Regions from separate parts of the Homo sapiens genome. Here regions 2 and 3 are each linked to region 1. Evidence: chromatin contacts called from ENCODE Hi-C or POLR2A ChIA-PET data. All regions are on one chromosome and are shown on one strand. The core of a region is the stretch at or near the end of the contact, and the rest is flanking DNA. Distances in the headings are between cores, read along the strand shown. Region 1 has its middle 190 kb from the start of RPL34-DT. Region 2 overlaps HADH (hydroxyacyl-CoA dehydrogenase). Region 3 overlaps LEF1 (lymphoid enhancer binding factor 1).

The links. A loop is a pair of places that touch in the nucleus more often than their neighbours do. ChIA-PET counts read pairs that join two places held with the same protein, here RNA polymerase II (POLR2A). Pooled maps may share reads with other maps.
Region 2: a pooled map shows a loop between it and region 1 (4-fold over the local background). The contact joins two enhancer-like sites. A Hi-C loop is called at or near these places in 1 of 168 maps with a recorded cell type or tissue (naive thymus-derived CD4-positive, alpha-beta T cell) and 9 of 50 pooled maps. POLR2A ChIA-PET finds 5 or more read pairs at or near these places in 3 of 52 experiments (IMR-90, activated CD4-positive, alpha-beta T cell and activated T-cell).
Region 3: a pooled map shows a loop between it and region 1 (5-fold over the local background). The contact joins two enhancer-like sites. A Hi-C loop is called at or near these places in 1 of 168 maps with a recorded cell type or tissue (naive thymus-derived CD4-positive, alpha-beta T cell) and 9 of 50 pooled maps. POLR2A ChIA-PET finds 5 or more read pairs at or near these places in 3 of 52 experiments (CD4-positive, alpha-beta memory T cell, activated naive CD4-positive, alpha-beta T cell and naive thymus-derived CD8-positive, alpha-beta T cell).

Annotation. Positions count from the first base shown.
Region 1 is chr4:108,431,700-108,436,397 of GRCh38, forward strand. No RefSeq gene overlaps it. Among named protein-coding and RNA genes, the nearest start is that of RPL34-DT, 190 kb to the right of the region's middle. Within about 2 kb of position 2,197, at least 2 of the 41 ENCODE cell types and tissues checked have a DNase peak (open chromatin) inside an H3K27ac peak, as active enhancers do.
Region 2 is chr4:108,027,397-108,032,094 of GRCh38, forward strand. HADH (hydroxyacyl-CoA dehydrogenase) reads left to right here. Exons shown (of 8, transcript NM_005327.7): 6 at 292-364. Among named protein-coding and RNA genes, the nearest start is that of HADH, 40 kb to the left of the region's middle. Within about 2 kb of position 2,100, at least 2 of the 41 ENCODE cell types and tissues checked have a DNase peak (open chromatin) inside an H3K27ac peak, as active enhancers do.
Region 3 is chr4:108,105,190-108,109,887 of GRCh38, forward strand. All of the region lies in intron 3 of LEF1 (lymphoid enhancer binding factor 1), which reads right to left. Among named protein-coding and RNA genes, the nearest start is that of LEF1-AS1, 60 kb to the right of the region's middle. Within about 2 kb of position 2,107, at least 2 of the 41 ENCODE cell types and tissues checked have a DNase peak (open chromatin) inside an H3K27ac peak, as active enhancers do.

The DNA.
Region 1 (4,698 bases), core at 947-3,446:
TTCACGATTTGGAGAAGGAGGCCATGAATTCTACATTTCCATACCCATGTTGCAACCACCTGACCACACTCAACAACCATAGGAATTCTTACAAAAGCCTGATTTCCTTCCAAAATAATCTGCTTCAAAAAAAAAACTTAATTATTTATTTTGCTTCATTCAATAGGACTCAAATTATGTTTGTTTTTTAAAATAAGTTTGACTTATTTTCATATTAAATTGCTTGATCATTTCTTTTAAGTTAGTGAGGACTTTCTGTGCTTTGAAGTAGTTTTTGGCTTTTTTGTTTTCCTTTAGGGTATGACAAACTATTACATTGTCTGGAGAATTGGGGACTGGATCAGAGAGGCAAAACAAGTGGAGCTCAGGGACATGATTTCTAAATAACAATTCTCATGTGAATGCTCCTACAATATTTCCCTTTTACTCATGTTTTTGTGTTGGTGTTTTTGTTGTGGTCTGGACTGGGGCAAAAAATGAAATAGTAGATCCAGATGTGAAATACATCTTTTGAAACTGATGTAGGGGTGTGTGTGGTGTGTGTGTGTGTAAAATCAAAGGGTACTTCTGTAGTTAAAAGCTCTGAGATAAGAAAAGAAAAGGTGAGGTGGAGGGAAAATATTTTACTACTGAACCCCATCCTTATGGATCTAACCGTCAAACAGCTTCTTTCTGAAAGTATATCTTCTCTATTACACAAATGATGACTTTGGCAGGTTTTCAGTTTTAAGATATTACATTGCAGATCTTAATTTCTCTGGTTTAAGAGTGTGTGATCATCCCCTGAAAGCAAGAACTTTGGAGTCAACAGATCTGAGCTCAGACCTGACATTAGCTATTGATCTTGAACAAGTCACTTTCCTTCCTGACTTTCAGTTTCTCCATAAAGCAGAAACAACAAAACCTACTTCCAGGGTAATTATGAGTATTCAATGAGACTATGTACATAGCACAGAGTGTGGGCCCTCTTGGAATGTTCCATGCCGTGTAAGTAGGTGAAAAGTGTCCTCTAGCCCATGCTGTGCCTAGAGAGCACCCAAAAGGCTGACTTGGCTACTGTCTCTGCCCTAGTGCGCAGTGGGGCCTGCTGCTGGGGAGGCTGCTGACCCTAAGCCGGACTTTATTGCAGCTTCCAGATTTAGCAGGACTTATTACTAAAGATCTCAACACCAAATCATCTATATCCTTATATAATACCCTGTATTCCATGGATATTTAACTTTTTAACATGTCAACTGACTGACTTGACCTAGTTGAGCAAGGTAGGCAGCCAATGCATAGTCTTCTACTAGACTGTAATCTCCATGGTGGCAGGCATTGCATGTGTTTTGCTCACTCCTCTATCTCCAGAACCTAGCACAGTTCCCCAAACCTGGTAGTGAGTCAATAAATATTTTGTTGAATGACTTAATTACAAAGTCCAGCCACAACCTAAGAAGATGGCTTGACTTGATGTTTTAAGGAGTTGCACTATGAAAGAATGGGGAGTTCTCTGGAAAATTCACTTCCGCTTTCTTTAACAGGATTCGAGAATAAGTCTCTTTTTTTAATTTTTTTTAATTTTTATATATATATATTTTTCATTATATTTTAAGTTCTAGGGTACATGTGCACAACGTGCAGGTTTGTTACATATGTGTACATGTGACATGTTGGTGTGCTGCAACCATTAACTCATCATTTACATTAGGTATATCTCCTAATGCTATCCCTCCTCCCTCCCCCCACCCCACAACAGGCCCCGGTGTGTGATGTTCCCCATCCTGTGTCCATGTGTTCTCATTGTTCAATTCCCACCTATGAGTGAGAACATGCAGTGTTGGCTTTACTGCTCCCAATATGACTGTTGCATTTTTTCCACCTAATGTAATTGGGTAGAATGGGGTTTCTATTTTCATTTTTGAGGCAAGATACAGATTGCAGCCTCATTAAATTTGTACCTTTCTTGCAAACCCAAACAACACTTCTTACTGCCTCCTGTTTACTAAGGATAAGAACAGTACAAGCAGACTTCAGATGAAACAAACTCTACAGTGGTCACCATCAGAGAACATTTAGTGAAATACTTAGTATGAAGGGATCAGTAGTGAGGAACACTGGGGACTCTTGGAACTTTTCTATGCTGCACAAGAGAACCACATCAGAGGGCACTGGCAAGAATTGATACGTTAAAAAAAAGTTCTCTACCTGCCAGGATGGGTGTAACTGAGTCAGAGGCCAGAAAAGCCGGAGGAAAAGGAAGGAAGCAGGGTGTGTTAGCCACATGACTAAAGTGATAGGGCATATGGTTCTTAAGCAGGAAAAGACGCGTAGGCTGGACAAAAATGTAAACATTGGTGGCGTGTGGAGTATTCAGGAGGGCTGGAAATAAAAAGCTTTGTGAGTCTGCTGAAAAGAAAGTGTGGCTTTGATGTGGAGCACATTTTCAACTGCAGCAGGGTTGCCATCTCTTGTGGTTGCCAAAATAATACTTAAACGAAAAATAGGAGGTTGTTCTTTGCTTAGGGGTGGCCTGTAGGAGGAAGAATCACAAGCATTTTCAAGTTGAAGAAGGCACCATTAAGACACTTCAATGGAACCAATAAGTCCAGTCAGTAGCCACCAAATTCTGCCAGGCCATTTTAGCAACTACCAGACCTCCAGTTTGATGACTGGCAGCCTCTGCAGCAGCAGATGCAGTTGAAGAGTCTGGGAGATGCCACTGTCCAGTTGAAACAAGGACTGCTGGGTGGACTTCCTTAAGCCACCCTTCCTTATCCTCAACCTGGATCTCATACTGGGTCTTCAAGCCTCAGAGGAAGGATGGATAGTCAGCCCTCTTAGAGCCAATTATCCCTTGGGGGAATATGGGAAGAAGCATGATTCTGCAGTTAGAAAGTACCTTGGCCAGTGGGAAGTTCTTTTAGGGCTCACTTCACATCTGCCTGAGCAGAAACACAGTCAGCCCTCCATCAGCCCTCCCAGTCCCTGGATCTGCATCTGGATTCAACCAACTGTGGATTGAAAATATTTGGGGGAATAAAAGCAATAAAAATTAACAATACACCAATAAAAAGTAATAGAAATAAAAAACAATACAGTATAACAACTATTTATGGAACATTTGTGTTGTATTAGGTATTATAAGTAATCTAGAGATGATTTAAAGTATGCAGGAGGAGGTATGTGCAAATACTATGCCATTTTATATGAGGTACTTGAGCATCTGCAGTTCTGAGTATTGGCAGGAGGTCCTGGAACCAATCCCCTACCAATACCAAGGGATACTGTATATTCAGGCCATATGAACAAGGGAAGAAAACCCAGCAGTGGGATTCACGGAGCATGATTGTTACTGCAGCTCACTTACTAACTAGCTTTGTGACCTTGGACCAGTCATTAGACCCTCCTGCACCGCAGCCTCTACACTCAGAGGGTAGAACCAGATAATCATCCAGACCCTTTCATTTCAGAACACCATGGTTCTGTGATTTACAGGAAGATCATAAGCTAGGTTCCATTCTTGCTTCTCTGTATAAACTTGGGCAAGTTTTTATTCCACCCTGTCCCTCAGCTTTCCCATATGTAAAATTGAGTTACTCATACTAATTTTACAATATTTTGAAAACTCACAGATGAAAGATATTAGGCAAATGCTGGTTATCATCAAAGCCTTAAAGGCAATTTTAATAACTTAACTTTTCAATATTTCATTGGAGATTAGATATGAATCCCTGGTAATTTTCTTTTTTAATTATACTTTAAGTTTTAGGGTACATGTGCACAACGTGCAGGTTTGTTACATATGTATACATGTGCCATGTTGGTGGGCTGCACCCATTAACTCATCATTTAACATTAGATATATCTCCTAATGCCATCCCTCCCCCGTCCCCCCACCCCACAACAGGCCCCGGTGTGTGATGTTCCCCTTCCTGTGTCCATGTGTTCTCATTGTTCAATTCCCACCTATGAGTGAGAACATACGGTGTTTGGTTTTTTTGTCCTTGCAATAGTTTACTGAGAATGATGATTTCCAATTTCATCCATGTCCCTACAGAGGACATGAACTCATCCTTTTTTATGGCTGCATAGTATTCCATGGTGTATATGTGCCACATTTTCTTAATCCAGTCTATCATTGTTAGACATTTGGGTTGGTTCCAAGTCTTTGCTATTGTGAATAGTGCCGCAATAAACATACGTGTGCATGTGTCTTTATAGCAGCATGATTTATAATCCTTTGGGTATATACCCCGTAATGGGATGGCTGGGTCAAATGGTATTTCTAGTTCTAGATCCCTGAGGAATCGCCACACTGACTTCCACAATGGTTGAACTAGTTTACAGTCCCACCAACAGTGTAAAAGTGTTCCTATTTCTCCACATCCTCTCCAGCACCTGTTGTTTCCTGACTTTTTAATGATCACCATTCTAACTGGTGTGAGATGGTATCTCATTGTGGTTTTGATTTGCATTTCTCTGATGGCCAGTGATGATGAGCATTTTTTCATGTGTCTTTTGGCTGCATAAATGTCTTCTTTTGAGAAGTGTCTGTTCATATCCTTCGCCCATTTGTTCATGGGGTTGTTCGTTTTTTTCTTGTAAATTTGTTTGAGTTCTTTGTAGATTCTGGATATTAGCCCTTTGTCAGATGAGTAGGTTGTGAAAATTTTCTCCCATTTTGTGGGTTGCCTGTTCACTCTGATGGTAGTTTCT
Region 2 (4,698 bases), core at 850-3,349, 400 kb before region 1:
GTCTCTCCCAAAGCCATGCTCTTCCAGGTCACACCTGTGCCTTGATCTGTCTTTATGTCAGGATCTGTGCAGTGGGGCATCTGGGTTTGAATGTTTTTTTAAGTACTATGATTGTTGGATAAATTGTCATATGAGATAGAAATAAGGCCATGCTGCAAATTTTGAAAATGTACAGCTTGATAAATGGGGGCAAACATGATCCAGGGTAAGAAGGGGCAATTTGGTGACTTCACAAAAGATACCATTTAATGAAAATTTACTAGTTTTTTGTTTTTCTGTCTCCCAAAACAGGACACTCCTGGGTTTATTGTGAACCGCCTCCTGGTTCCATACCTCATGGAAGCAATCAGGCTGTATGAACGAGGTATCCTTCTGACCCAGGCCAGGAGCAGCAGACCTCAGCTCCTGGCGCCACTGTCTGGAATTCTCAGTGTCTCTAGGAGGGGTCGGGCCGTGCACAATGGAGGAAGCAGTGTCTGTTTTCTAGCTTTGTGAGCTCAGCTGCACCCTGAGCCCTGGTACCTTTTTCACTGTTTTCCCAGGGCCTCCTGGCTTCCCTGTGGGCCTCTGAGAAAGGTTTCTGGAACTCCCACCACCCCCACTACAGTCCCAGCCAGAGCAATTGCATGGCCGGCCCAGATTGATATCCTGGATCTCTGCTTTTGATTAAAAGGTTTACTGCTTTTAAAAATAATCATAATGTAAAAATCACTAGGCTAGGAGATCTTGAAAGTTCCTTAAGGTTCTAAAACTTGTGACTGACAGGTGATTAGAAATATGTGACAAGGCCGATATGTGGTAAGGACAGTTTTTAGTAGTCTGTCCTTACTGAGTGATGTCATGATGTACTTTTTGTAACCTTAAGAATGGTGTAAACAGTTTTCCTCAGTACTTGATTGACAAAGAATGCTTTTCTCTGCTGTAGAAATATCAGATTTGGGACAGGGTCCAGGCCTCTAAATTGATCTGCATTCTCCTGCCTGCTTTCCCTCCCTGGTTTCTGGAAAGGTAGCTCTCATGTCTGCTTCAAAGGCAAACAAGCCTTAATAGGACTGGATAAAAAGCAAGTGTAATTGTTTTCAATTACTTCATTCATAAATGCTCACTCCTGAGAGTGTCATTTTTTAAACAAAACATTTACACCAGCTCTTCCAGAGAGATGAAAGCACATTTGCTTCCTCAAAATCTGCTTTAAATATTAAAACTTTTCTCTATGGTTTATGGAAGCAATTGCCTCACTTTTGCTCCAAGATCAAACCAACAGTTCTGGTTTATCTATCAACAAATATGCCTAATTACACCTCAAAGAAAGCACAGAGCATTTTACCCTACCTTGAAAGGCAGTTGTATGTCTTTTTTTTTTTTTTAACAAAATGTAATGTTTTAGAATGTAGCATGTGAGAGATCCACCTTTTAATGGTGTTTTCCTCACTGTCCATTTGATGCATTCTCCAATGCACCAAGTATCAGATGGTAAGTTGAAAGCCCTCTTCTTGTCTGTGGTCCCTTTCTGCATAGGTGCATGCCCTTTAGCCCTCACCATCCCTGGCCGCCTGTGGGCTGAAGCTGGAAGAGCAGGACCTGGCCTCAGGACATGCTCTTAGCTTGCTCTGGGCATGGGCTTCAACAGCCTATCATTGCTGGTCCCTCTGCTTCTTTTTCCACCACCTTCTCAGAATCTGCTTCTGAAGTTGCTGGGTGTCCTGCCTGGGGTGGGTGCTGCTTCCCTACTGCACACTACAGTCACACCCTAGGCCTCTTACCATGTCCCCCCGCCCACCACCTGCTCCCTCCTCTCAGCCAACACAGAGGAGTGCTCAGAGCATGCCCACCGTGCCATCTCCGTTCATACAGTTCCACCTTGAAGCTTCAAGCATCTGGAGGCTCCTTCTCGTCTGCCACATCTGTTCATCACTTTTGATTCCTTCCTGTCATGCCTGTTCCACCTCTTCATCCCACCTTTTCCCCATCCCAGTCAGGCTGCCTTCATGAGGTTCCTTAGGTAGCAGAGTAATTCACGCTACTCATGTCTTTTCCTGACTGGTCCCCGCTACTGCACTTACTGAGAAAGTATCATATTGTCCAGGAAGTTGAGACACCGCCTACTGCATCTGCCCACACACCCCCTGCACAGCCTCGGCAGGAGCTCTGTGACTGTTTCTGAACTCATGCAAGGAGAAATTTTCTGTACCCCACTGTTGATACACCTGGGGTTCCAGGCACATGGTTTGGCCAATGCTGCCTTGAGTGGTGCAGGCTCTCTGGAAGGATGTGTGTGCTGTTGTAGGTCAGGCCTCCTGGATGACCGGGCCTCTGCCACTAACACTTCTTGCCAGTCCCCATGGGATCTCGTGGAGGCTCACGCCCTTTTGCTCTGCTGTTTGTCCACTCATTTTGGCTTCCATGTTGGGCCTTCTTTCCCAGTATCCCAGCTCCGTCCTCACTCTTCCTATTGCTCTTGTTCGTTCACACTGTGACTGAGGCCTGATGCATGCCCCAGTCACTGTCACTCCTGTGAGTCAGAGGGACAGAGGCTGGATAGGCTGTGTCTGACAGTGGACTGCTGCCCTTGCCAGGCACCCACTCCTAATGGCCAGTGTGGGCAGGATGGTGGGGCCAAATGGTCAGCTCTTCTCAGGAGGGCTCTGCTGGCAACAGGCCTGGGAGCACCATGAGCCTGCCCCCCAGTCACCATGTGACATCTTGCTCACATTGTCGCCCCTGCTCAAGACAGGCTCAGTGGTTCTCTGGTTTCCTGCCATCTACAAGCTCTGCCAGAGAGCCTTCCTTCTGGCCAACCTCTGCCCCTGCTGTTATCACCGCCAACTACTCCTGCCATTCCCACGTTGCCCCACCTGAGTGTCTGCAGAGCTCCCAGCTGGACATCATCTCTGTCATCACAACTCTTCTTGCTTTGGCTCTCCCTTGGGTCACTTGTCACTGTCTTCCCTGTGGCATGGCAGGTGTTTTCTTTCCCTTACTATACTCTCTTTTCTGGGGCACTCTGGCTCCTCCTCATCTTCATATGTCCCAAGGTGCTGTGTAGGGCGGGCACATAGGCAGCTGCTGATGAGTAAAAATGCTGTTTCTGAGTTGTTGCTAAGTGCCTCTGTTGTTCATGCTAAGAATGGTTGGCAGGTGGTGCTGCTGAGCCAGACAAAGAAGCAGATGTTGGGCAAGTCCCAGCCCCTCAGCTGTGCTGATCTGGAGTTCACTGAGGAAGCTTTCCTTTGCTGTCTTGTCTGGAGTTAGGGGCTCTTAACTGGAGGGAGGTAGGAGAGGGTGTCCAATGAACCTCCTAAAGTTGACGCAGAATTTGGGTTATATGTGCATTTTTTATGGAAAGGGTGTCTGATTGTCAGAAGTACTTGATTCTAAAGAAGTTTAAGAATTATTAGTTTAAAACATGATTCCACATCTAACTGTCACTTGGCACACCAATCTCTGTATTTTGTTTCTCTGTTTCTGAAAGTTTGCCTCTTTTGCTCTGCATTATTGAGAACACGATCTTTAGAGTTGGGCTGACTTTGTAGAGTTATTTAGATATTTTTCTATCATGTGCTGTATCTTCATATTATTTCTTGAAATAAAACAGTCCTCAAGTGAGTCTCTGAATATGGAATTACAGCGTTGCTTCTAGGGTTAATTGTCCTGTCCTTGAATATAGATTTCATTAAATGGCTTTAGCTGAGTTGCAACCATTATGCTGTCAGATTTCTGTCCCAGGGAGACTGCCAGTAACAAATGAACCAGTACATAAGCATGTTAGGTTGTGATGAGTAATTGTGGAGAAGAAGATAGTAAGGGGTGGCAAGAGTCTTGTCCTAGTGTCCTGGCCTTTTCTTTAGTGCAGGGAGTTGCTTTTTTTATATATGCAGGGAGGAGAAGAGGCTGTCAGAAGTATGACACCTGAGCAGAGGCCTGGAGGAAGTGAGAGACTGAGCTCCGAAGCTGTCTGAGGGCAGCACCTAGGCACAGGGAGCATATCCCAAGCCTGAGGAGCCTGTGAGGCCGGCACTTCCAGCATTCCAGGGCTCTACCAGCACAGAAGCTGCGGGGCTTCCTAATGAAATCCTCTGAGTAGAACCCACTTTTAAGCTTCATAGCCACACCCCAAATATGCTGTGTTCCTTCCCATTCCTGCCTCTGCATGTGCTGTTCTCTCTACCTAGAATGCCCTTCCTGGTCTGCTCATCTCAGGATTATCTTCACCTTCCAGGACCCAGGCATGGGGGTGGTTTTGGTGAAGCCCTGGCAGTGTGAGTAAATCTCTCCATCTTTACTCACACAGAGCTGTGTGAGTCATGAATCTTCAGGTCTTATTATGTTGAAGTTTTTGGCTTACACATCTGAGTTCTCCCATTATGTCATGAGTACCTTGAGTGCTTGTCTGGTTTATCTTTGTCTCATTCTACATCTCTGGTGCCTGCTACATAATGAATAGAAGTTGAATGAATGAATGAATGAATGACGCTGCCTATATGATTATTTTTGTTTCTTTGCTTTCTTATGGCCTAACACTCAAATCATGATTTCTCAGGCGTCTCTAATCCTAATTAGTGTAGTTATTAGTAATGTCAACCATAATAAATAATTGTGGTGTATTTTAGTCACCTTAAAATGCCTTGAAATCCTTTGGAATTACTTTAGTAATTTATTTGCTTTTAAAAATATATCTTCTTTATCGATGTTTAAGTA
Region 3 (4,698 bases), core at 857-3,356, 330 kb before region 1:
TTTTTTTTTGAGATGGAGTCTTGCTCTGTTGCCCAGGCTGGAGTGCAGTGGCACAATCTTGGCTCACCACAACCTCTGCCTCCCGGGTTCCAGCAATTCTCCTGCCTCAGCCTCCTGAGTAGCTGGGACTACAGACGTGTGCCACCACACCCGGCTAATTTTTGTATTTTTAGTAGAGACGGAGTTTCACTATGTTGGCCAGGCTGGTCTCGAACTCCTGACAGCAGGTGATCTGCCCGCCTCAGCCTCTCAAAGTGATGGGATTACAGGTGTGAGCCTCCACGCCCAGCCTGAACCCGCTTTTAATATCCACTCCTTAAGAAGACTACTAGGGTTCTAATGAAAAGGTTAAAAGCCACTCTTTGAATTTCAAAAATTGTTTTTACCTCAAACATCTCCATTTTCCCAAGTGTTTTCAAAATTAATTTTAATAATGTTTCAAATCATGAGTTGTACAGCTATGAATGAAAATTTTAAGTCTTCTATCTCGTTTCTCTATAGACCTGGTGAAATTCTTATGATAGAGCAATGGATATGATCCCATCTCTCCCAATTTAAGGTCTCTATCAAAGCTTTCATTAGCCTCCCATCACAGGATATGTGCAAAGTGACTCCTGGGCTTGAGATGAAATATTCATTTACCTTATAAAGAAAGGGGGGAAACTTCCACTTCAAAGTAATCAAGTGCAAAGCAGTTTATTAATGTAGAATTCCAGAGCTGAAGGAGCCTAAGCGTTCAATAAATTCTAACCACCCTCAGTCAGTCAATGACGAAAGTGATATTCAGACAAGTCAGGCAGCTGGGTCTGCAGTCGGGCTCCAAATGTTGCCACCCCGAATCCAGTGCCCCACCTGGGATACAAAGCTACTACCAGACCCAGTCACAAATGCTCAGAGGTGAGCCCAGATATGGCTCAGGGAGATCAACGGTCTGATCAGTCAATTTCACCTATCCAACTCAAAAAGTACTTAAGTAAATAAATGCCTACCATGTTAAGGTGCTATCCCAAGGAAGCATGACAAGGAGACAAAGATAAGTAAAATCTCATCACTATTCCCAAGAAACTTAGTATCTACTCAAGGAGGTAAGACATATATGCAAACACCTATAATGTGTAATGTTAAGAACAAAACCAGCCATTAGGAGATGAAACTCCAGGCAGGAGGTAATAAGGAAGGGAAGAAGACAGTAACAGCCTGGGTGTGCCGGGTGAAGGGGAAAGGCCAGGAGAAAGAGGCTTCCAGGTTTTCAAGATTGAGGCTGCCTTTACGGACTAGGATGGGGCAGGCAGGCAGGATGAGGAAAGATGATGGGCTTCATTTTCAGTGTCCAGTGGAAGCAAGCCAGCGACAATATGGTGCACTGATGTACACACATTAGGGTACTTTTGTTGTCGTTTCATGCAACACAAGTTATAAAGTGACTTGTATGAGGTCATCGGGCTGCAAAGTGGTAGAGCCAGCACTAGACTCTAAAGCTCAACTTCTGGTTCCGAGCCATCCCATAGCTCCAGAAGACTACCTATCCTGGATGAGTTGCAAAGATCAGTGGGAGAAATACAAATTATTTTTCCAAAACCCAGTCAAGTTGGTCAAAAATATGCAAGAAAAAGTGACATTACATGGTCATCTAAAAACACTCACCAATGAAGGGGAGTTTACACATATTTACATTCCTTTTCTACTTCTGTGAGTGCACAGAGAGAGGAAACCCATCTGCATGGAGGCGGACACAGGTTGAAAAATGGGTAGTGACAGAAGAATGAGAAAAAATCAGACAGCAGGTCAGATACAAGCATTGTCACCCAGAGTCCAACAGCTGGCTGGTCACTTGTGCATGATTGGAAAATACAAAAAAACCCCACATCTCACATGCCTCTTAAGATAAAAAGACTCATTGATCTTGCTCGAAAGGAGTGAGCCTTTAAACAATCCACTCTCTCTGCCCCTCATTATGACTTTTATTGGTTTTATTCTGCACGAATATATGGACCCATGCCTCGGAAGAAGAGCTGAGGTCAATGACCTTTGCAGGCAAACTTGATAGAATTTATAAGCAGAGAGACAGAGAAAGGTGTTTTTTTTTTTTTCTTTTTTTGGTAAAGATCACACAGATCTAGCAGCCTGACTTCTGGGAAAAATATGAAATTTCGTAGAAAGTCTACAAAGAGAAAAAAAGACCAGAAGTATATGCACTGAAATGTAAACCACAATATTAACTTGTGAGACTATAGGTAATTTTCGTCTCTTATGCTTTCCAAAATTTTTATCTAGAATATTGTGCATAATCCTTACAATCAGGGAAAAGGCTTATTTTATTTTTTTTAAAGGGAAATGGTGGTGCTACTTGAGCTGTCTTGTAAAAAAAAAAATTGTATACTTTGAAATTTATTTTGGATAGTCACTGAAGTCAGATGCATATAAATTTTCTAGCTTTTCATAAAGTTTCTCCCTATGTTGCTGTCAAGGAAGTAACTATCATCTTTTTGTCACTCTCTGAGAACATTTTAGCTCTTCTGAAGGACAGTAAAATAGGATGTTATGTCCTTTGACTATCATGGAGTCTAACAGTCCAATTTCACTCTTCACCCCCGCCCCCCAACATGCTGCTTCTCACTGCCATTTTCCCCGTTACTGATAAGAGAAAGAACAACAGACAGAAAACCTACTACAGGCACATAACTCAAAAGGACAATTACCACATGAAGATGCTTATACTGATCTTCTAGATGCTTACAGCTAGGAGATCCCCAGAAAGCACAGCTCTCACAATTCAATTCAGAGTCAGACATCCACAGTGCTAAAGCGGGCTAGAAAGGGACAGGTCTCCTGGGCAGGGACAGGGAAAAGCAAAGCAAGCTACAAAGTGAGGCTGGTCTTCGCTTTAATTCAAGAGAGAGATGCAAGTTTCGATGAGACCCAACCATCTATTCAATCACTCTGGAAAGTGTATAGTTACAAAGGACCTCAACCTTGATACACAGCTTTTAACAGTGTGCTTCGACTTTGAGGTTTCCTTTCCAGTTGCTCAGACTTTCCACATCAACCTTCAGGTGCTTTGCAAGAGATGACTGTTTTGTAACAAGCCTAACATTGTGCTGGTAATAAAAAAAGGTCTTAGATTATCATCATCTTATCTGCAATCAGTTTGTCATAGCACCTCTTTCTTACTTTCAGCTTCTTCTAGATTTGACTCACTCGTAGTATACCCTTTCTCCTTGCAACCTGACCTGGTTAAGAGATGCAGCGCTAATAATATTTTTCTGGACTTGATTTTTCCTATCCAACCTAAAGCATGACATAAAGATGCTGTTCTCCTTCTGTATGTATAAAATAAATTATATTAAAATGTGGGAGATGTCCAGTGGTCTTGGAACTGGGGATACTTCCATCAAAATAAGAGCAGCCACACTGTCAGGAGAAACATGCAAGTGCTGCAGTCCCACTTGTTCATCTCACCAGACTTTTCCATGTGGTAAACAGGATCACTCAAGAAACCAATACAAATCACTAACTTCTCAGTTTCTTTATTTATAAGATACACATGCACTGCGTTAGGATTAGCAGTTAAATATTAGGATAAAAAATAAACAGAAAACAAGCAAACGAGCTCTTCCTGTTGAGCTGCAAGTTTCTCTCTCCTCCTTCATACTCTTACCCTCTTAATTACATTAAAAAGATCTGGACTGAAGATCGTACAAATAGAGTTGACTTATGTGTGTATTTCATTTTGTATCTGCAACCAGGAATACAGGATTGGAACCAGACCAAGGATCAAATTCAATAGGTCTCTCCAGTGTCCCCAGCTTAGCATGCAAACTTTGATGTGCAAAAACTTAACATTTCTACCTAGGGATGTAGTTTTGATAACAAAGGAGCTTGGCAGACAAAGGGTAATTTGTTAAATCTGCTAGAAGCTACTTATCTGCTGTGGGCATGCAATCTTTAGGCATATTTCAGTTAGCCCCTGTGCAGAACTAATTAAATTGGAGGAAAGAAGAGAAATCCACTCCTTGTAAGGCCATCAACTATTACGTCTCAGTGTTTTTAGCCTGAGCACTTCCTCGGCGCTCAATTCATTTCAATTATTAACAGACAGAAGCTAAACGCTGTTGACTTGCTGGAGGCTGTAATCACCTAGAAAGGCCTCTAAAAATGAAAAAGGGACAAGTTGTTTTCCAGTATGGAAGGTGATTAAGCATGAACTCCAGAGACAGACTGCCTGGGTTTGAATATCACTTCTGTCACTTACCAACTGGGTGATCTTTGGTAAGTCTCTCCATCTCCATGTGCCTAGTTTTTCCTCATTTGTAAAATGGTATTAAGAACAGAGTGACCCTTGAAGGACTGTATGAGCAGGACATGCATTAATATTTGCAAACCACTTAGAACAGCATCTGGCACATAGCAAGTACTATGTAAGTGTTAAAACAAAACATGTGAAGTGCTTAGAATGGTGACCAATAGGCACTAGATATTACCACTCCCATCTAATGTAAGTTTTAATCTAGAAAACAGAAGGCAAAACATTCAGGGTACTGAATAAGACATTCCCTCAGGTTCTAAACTATGGCCTCTTACTGTATACATAGAGATGGTTTTTTTAATCCAGAGAAGTTATTTTCCATCATCAAGTGTCCCAGGCTGAGATGGGAGGCTCTTGGGGAAGGGGGGCAGGCACAGCAGGTCTACAAAATA